2 separate regions of the Mus musculus genome follow, and region 2 is linked to region 1. The links are chromatin loops, found by intact Hi-C in ENCODE. Cell type or tissue: heart. All regions are shown on one strand. Each heading gives the region's core, and the rest is flanking DNA. Links, peaks and the distances in the headings are about the cores only. Region 1 has its middle 20 kb from the start of Gm33970. Region 2 has its middle 48 kb from the start of Gm23934.

The links. Hi-C counts contacts between places; a loop is a spot of excess contacts. Peaks named below come from ENCODE experiments on the same cell type or tissue, not always from the same donor. Only the 100,000 strongest peaks of a DNase experiment are listed, where the experiment ranks them.
Region 2: a loop joins it to region 1, with 2.7 times the contacts of the local background. A loop is called at or near these places in 4 of 42 quality-filtered maps.

Annotation. Positions count from the first base shown.
Region 1 is chr1:80,017,362-80,020,281 of GRCm38, forward strand. No RefSeq gene overlaps it. Among named protein-coding and RNA genes, the nearest start is that of Gm33970, 20 kb to the right of the region's middle. In heart, for the core only: no CTCF peak of the experiment used is centred there; a DNase peak (open chromatin) is centred at 1,510.
Region 2 is chr1:80,085,966-80,088,885 of GRCm38, forward strand. No RefSeq gene overlaps it. Among named protein-coding and RNA genes, the nearest start is that of Gm23934, 48 kb to the right of the region's middle. In heart, for the core only: no CTCF peak of the experiment used is centred there; no DNase peak of the experiment used is centred there.

The DNA.
Region 1 (2,920 bases), core at 167-2,666:
ATCACTGAGCTGTATGAAAGATTTTTACTTCATTTTTCTAAATTCGTACTTCATGGGGCTGAAAGTAAAAATGGGATACAGATTAAGGCTCTATATTTTGCTTGAAGGCCAGGGGCCAGAGGGAAGAGATTAGGATTTAAAGGAGTTGCCTGGTACGCATTTTGGAATGTAGAGGAGAAGTACCAAGAGATAGGTAAGATACGGTAGATACTTAGATCCTGCAAGGTTCATTGTGTCCAAGATCTGGGGTCCATAATCCAAACATTGGACTCAACTTCCTCATGAATAACTGGTCTGAGATGCTCCCCTGGGGGAAGTGATGTCAATGACTAAGTCACCTGATATTTATTTATTTATTTATTTATTTATTTATTTATTTATTTATTTAATGTATATGAGTACATGGCCCTGCTTGCTCTGGCCCCACTTGCTCTGGTCAATCCAGCTCAAGCGATTTATTTATATCTAATACACTGTAGCTGTCTTCAGACTCACCAGAGGAGGCTGTCAGATCTGATTACGGATGGTTGTGAGCCACCAAGTGGTTGCTGGGATTTGAACTCAGGACCTTCGGAAGAACAGTCAGTGCTCTTAACCACTGAGTCATCTCTCCAGCCCACATCTGATCTTTTCAAATGACAATTTGATTGTATTGTGTATATTACCTTTCCCATCTTGGAGCCCTGAAGATTTGACTTGTGAAAGTAACTACACAGTCACCCCTCTACCTCCCACTGTTAAGTCATCTACCCTCCCTTTCATGAGCCATGTTATCTCTGTGAGGCCTTTATGTGTACAGTTTCCTACTAGAATACTTCTTCTCATTTACTATCTAGCTGATCAAGACTCAGCTTTTCTAAGAACTTAACTAAAATTTCTTTTATTTTAAGCCATCTCACCTAAATCCCCCGACTGAGACAATCCCTCTTTTCATAGATGGTCAAATAGCATTGCTATTCTTATCATGATTATAACTACCCACTGTTCATGGGATTGTTTTCTTCACAAGACTGAATCTCATAAGGGCAGTGATCAAGTGTGCGAGGACAATGTGTGGCACTTACTCCTGGCCTTAGCAAATACTTGTCAGATCTATGAAAAAAGTGCCCCTCCTCCATTTACCTTGTTCTATCTATGGTACACGTTTGCTGACGTCAGTCCTACGTGGCTCAGCTGTTGAGTATGACTGATTCAACCGCCTATGCTCCCAGGTCTTCCAGTGACAGCGGAATGCTGTTGGGGATGGGGAGTAAGGTGGGGGTGGGCTCTAAGAACTCTGATGTCCCTTTAATTACTTTTTTTTAGAACTTGTCTGAAGCTATTTTAGAAGTTGACTTTTGTGGTTTGGCTGTGGTTTAGTAATTTCCCTGAAAGACAGGAGCCCTGGGACTGTTTGCCTGAGAAGCAGCTCGCCCATCCTTTCTGGATAAGAGCACATTGTTTCTTTCTTCAAAACTGGCCTTCACAGCTATGTTTCTTGGTGACGAGCCCAGGAAAGGCAACAGCTGCAGAGTCTCTGTGGTCCCAGGGGTGCCTAAGGTCAAAAGGTCAAGCGGTCGATTCTTTTTTCTTTTTCTGTTTTACAGAAAGATATCCCTGTACCAATGACGTCCAGTCCAAAAGCTCACTCTCTTGGATTCTAAACCTAATTTCCTGCCATAGGCTTCCAGAACTGCTATTTCCCAAATGGCCTAGCTTAGTAACTAACAAATTTGTGCACAGCATTTGCATGCGTGTGTGTGTGTGTGTATACACTCGTGTGACTGCGGATTCAACCTAGCATCTCCTGCATTACAGGCAAGCTCTCTACCACTAAGCTTCATCCCTAGTTTTGTTTTTTGTTTTTTTCTTACATGCTCATCAATTTCCTAAACATTGAGTGTTACAGAGAAACAAAATGCAGAGTGGTTTGTGCTTCTAGTAGTAAAGTAGCCTCTATGTTGAATGTGTGCACAAAGACTTGGTATTGTCAAACTCCACATAATGTTAATCAGGATTCCCTCCCTCACCTTTGGCTCTTCCAGGCAAATAATTAGATTCAAAGGTGGTATAAACCAATCATGAAGAATGAGGTTACTATCTGATAAAAAAATGTTCATCTGGCTTAGACTTGGCTATCACAGTATCCAGGCCAGAGGCACTACTGATAAATAAACATAGCACAGACTTCAGAGAGGTTCAGCCTCCCAGGAAAAGCTACTTTCTCTATAAGAGCTTGGATCCTGGCAGCGGCAAGCCATTTGGCCTGCAGAAATCCATGACACGGAGTCACAGAGGATGACAAAAATCTAGTTTTCTAGTTGGTTCTCTGGGAGTCATGTGTGAAAAGTCTGCAGCTGAGGTGAGTTAATTATGAAAATGAGGCAGCTGAAGCACAATGCATATGCATCAGCTGCTTCTGCAAGGATGAGACGCAAAGTCTTGAAAACAACATAAAGGTTTGTCTGCCCATCCCTTGGCAGACTTGATGGAACAGTGCAGCTCGCCCATGGTGGCTGGTACTCAGAAAGAAGGGAAATTAGAAGAGACTAAGGAGAAACATTGTAAAAGGACATATCCTCAATGGCCTGCCTCCACCAGTAAGGCTGCACCCCTTTCCTTTGCCACCGCCCAATAGCGCCATTATATGGGGCATCGGGGAGACAGCCCATTCATATCCGAGGTTTTCACTGTTTAATTTTCTCCAGACCTTTTACTTGTCTTTTAGGTAACTCTCAATATAATCAAATTGAAAAATCAAGATTAATTATCATAGCTAAGCAATCTTTATGCAAATCTTCATTTACTCAGAGAAAGTGTTAATCCATGCTCCATCCATCCATCCATCCATCCATCCATTCATCCATTCATCCACTCACTTTATTCACCAACTACCCACTGACCAGCAGGCAGTGGGGTTAGAAGATAAGTCAGGTAAAAC
Region 2 (2,920 bases), core at 210-2,709, 69 kb after region 1:
GAAAGAACCCAGATGCCCCTCAACAGAGGAATGGATACAGAAAATGTGGCACATTTACACAATGGAGTACTACTCAGCTATTAAAAAGAATGAATTTATGAAATTCCTAGGCAAATGGATGGACCTGGAGGGCATCATCCTGAGTGAGGTAACACAATCACAAAGGAACTCACACAATATGTACTCACTGATAAGTGGATATTAGCCCAAAACTTAGGATACCCAAGATATAAGATACAATTTGCTAAATGCATGAAACTCAAGAAGAATGAAGACCAAAGTGTGGACACTTTGCCCCTTCTTAGAATTGGGAACAAAACACCCATGGAAAAAGTTACAGAGACAAAGTTAGGAGCTATGACGAAAGGATGGACCATCTAGAGACTTCCATATCCAGGGATCCACCCCATAATCAGCTTCCAAACGCTGACACCATTGCATACACTAGCAAGATTTTGCTGAAAGGACCCAGATATAGCTGTCTCTTGTTAATCTAGGCCAGGGCCTAGCAAACACATAAGTGGATCCTCATAGTCAGCTATTAGATGGATCACAGGGCCCCCAATGGAGGAGCTAGAGAAAGTATCCAAGGAGCTAAAGAGATCTGCAACCCTGTAGGTGCAACATTATGAACTAACCAGTACCCCGGAGCTCTTGTCTCTAGCTGCATATGTATCAAAAGATGGCCTAGTCAGCCATCACTGGAAAGAGAGGCCCATTGGACACACAAACTTTATATGCCCCAGTACAGGGGAACACCAGGGCCAAAAAAAATGGGAATGGGTGGGTAGGGAAGTGGGGGGGGGAGGATATGGGGGACTTTTAGGATAGCATTGGAAATATAATTGAGGAAAATATGTCATAAAGAATATTAAAAATTTAAAAAAAATCACTTGCTAAAGTCAGGATTAGGCACAGAAGTGGAACCTATAGAATGTTGGTCTTTGTATTCTCTGAACACTGCTATTTCTCCTTGACTCTCTTCAATGAGTGTGTGATAGTTTCAACCACCTACTTTACCATGCAAAGGTTATTTTCTTTTGCAAAATTCTTAGAATGTTATAAATTCCTGCTTGCCACCTGTTTTCAAGATTCATTGATTAGACGATAAAAGAAGCATTTATTATAGATGCTTAGAATTGTGCCTGACTCAAAATGCAAACAGAGAGGAAGGCAACCATCACTGTCAGTAAGTTATGTTTGCCCTCTCCTCTTAGTGTTTTCCTAAGTATGCTTTTTAAAATTGCTTGGTTTACATTTTCAATTTTTATTATTCATATTTCGCTTTGTTTTGCACTTGTAAAGAAAACTTTCAAAGACTGAACCTGGACACAATAATGACAATTCAAAACTAATTTTGAGGAAAAAGGATTTTAAAGATTCTCTAACCCTCATTGCCTGCTACCTCTAAACAATGCCCAGGAGAAAATAACATCCTTTTATTTATTAGTCTATACACACGGTATTGCTGGGCAATTATTCCAGCTTCAAGCAAATTAGCTTAAACAAATAAAAAGCCGAGTTGTTTCATAGGGACAATCAGATTTTCCATTTCCTTGCTACCCAAGGGTTATGTTTCCTGTTGGGTTGGGAAAGCTTTCATTTTCCTGGGTCATTTTAGAGGAACCAGCTGGTTATTAGAAGGATAAAGTAATTTCTGAGGCTCACTGGGAGATAAATGAATGTCTTACAAGAGAAATGGGACCCAAAGAAGCTCCAGAGAAGTGGTCTGCCTTAGATTCTGTCCTTTCAACTGTCCCCAGGTAGGCAGAGATTCCTACAATGAAGGAACTAGGAGGATGTCACCAGGATGTAGACTGTGACCTGAGTACTAAGAACAAAGCCAACCTTTGGAAATAGAGAATGGACCTGTATTTGTCTGCTCTGATTTGCATGATAAAATATTACAGGCTGTGTGACTTAAGCAGCAAAGATGTGTTTTCTCCCAGATCTGATATCTGGGATCAAATGCCAGCAGATCTGGTTTCTGACAAGGGCTTTCTCTCTGGCAGAGAGACTTTCTCACGCAGCGTTAGCTAAGGTTCTCTAAAGGAACAGAACCGATAGAAAAAAGACATAGATATTAAAAAGGGATTAATTAGACTGGCTTATAGGATGGGGCCCCCATGGTCCAACAGTGGCTGTCTCACAGTAGAGAAGCCAAGAATTCATTAGTTCCTCAGTCCATGAGGCGGGATGTCTCAGCAGTGAAGGCCTGGAAGATTGCAGCAGAGATGCTGGTCTTCCATCTAAGTTGGAAGCCGAAAGAAGTTTGTTCTAAGACAATAGCAGATGCGTTTCCCAGTGAGCACAAGCAGGCAAAGGACGGTTTTCCCAACTACACCACAATCCTTTTATGTAGACTACCACCAGGAGGGTGCCACCTTCATTTAGGATGGCTCTTCCTGCTTCAAATAATCAACAGATAATTCCGCAAAGGACCGCCCAGAAGTGTCTGTTTTAGTTGATTCCAGAGGCAGTCACATTGATAACACCATGACAACCTTTTCTCTGCGCACATTCTCAACGGGAGAATGAGGATGACAAGACTCCCTGGCATCTCCTCTTGTAAGGACACTACTCCCCATGGATGTGTGGTCTCCACTCTGCCCTGACCTGAATGTGTCATTCAACTTTCCCATGTTGGAAATGTGATCCCCACTGGGAGACCACCGGGCACTGAGGAGTGATTAGGCCTTGAACATGTCATCTGCCCTACTTAATAAGTTACATGGCTATAAAAGGGCTTATGAACATCGGTGCTCTCTCCTTTATTCTTCTAATATGTGGAGACATGCATGGGGCTCACCCTCCTTTTTGATTAACTTATCCTGCTATGTGGGGAAGCAGCTGGAAACCCTGAGCCAGATGTAGCCATCTTGTGTTTAGATTCCGCAGCCTCTATCCAGTGAGCAATACG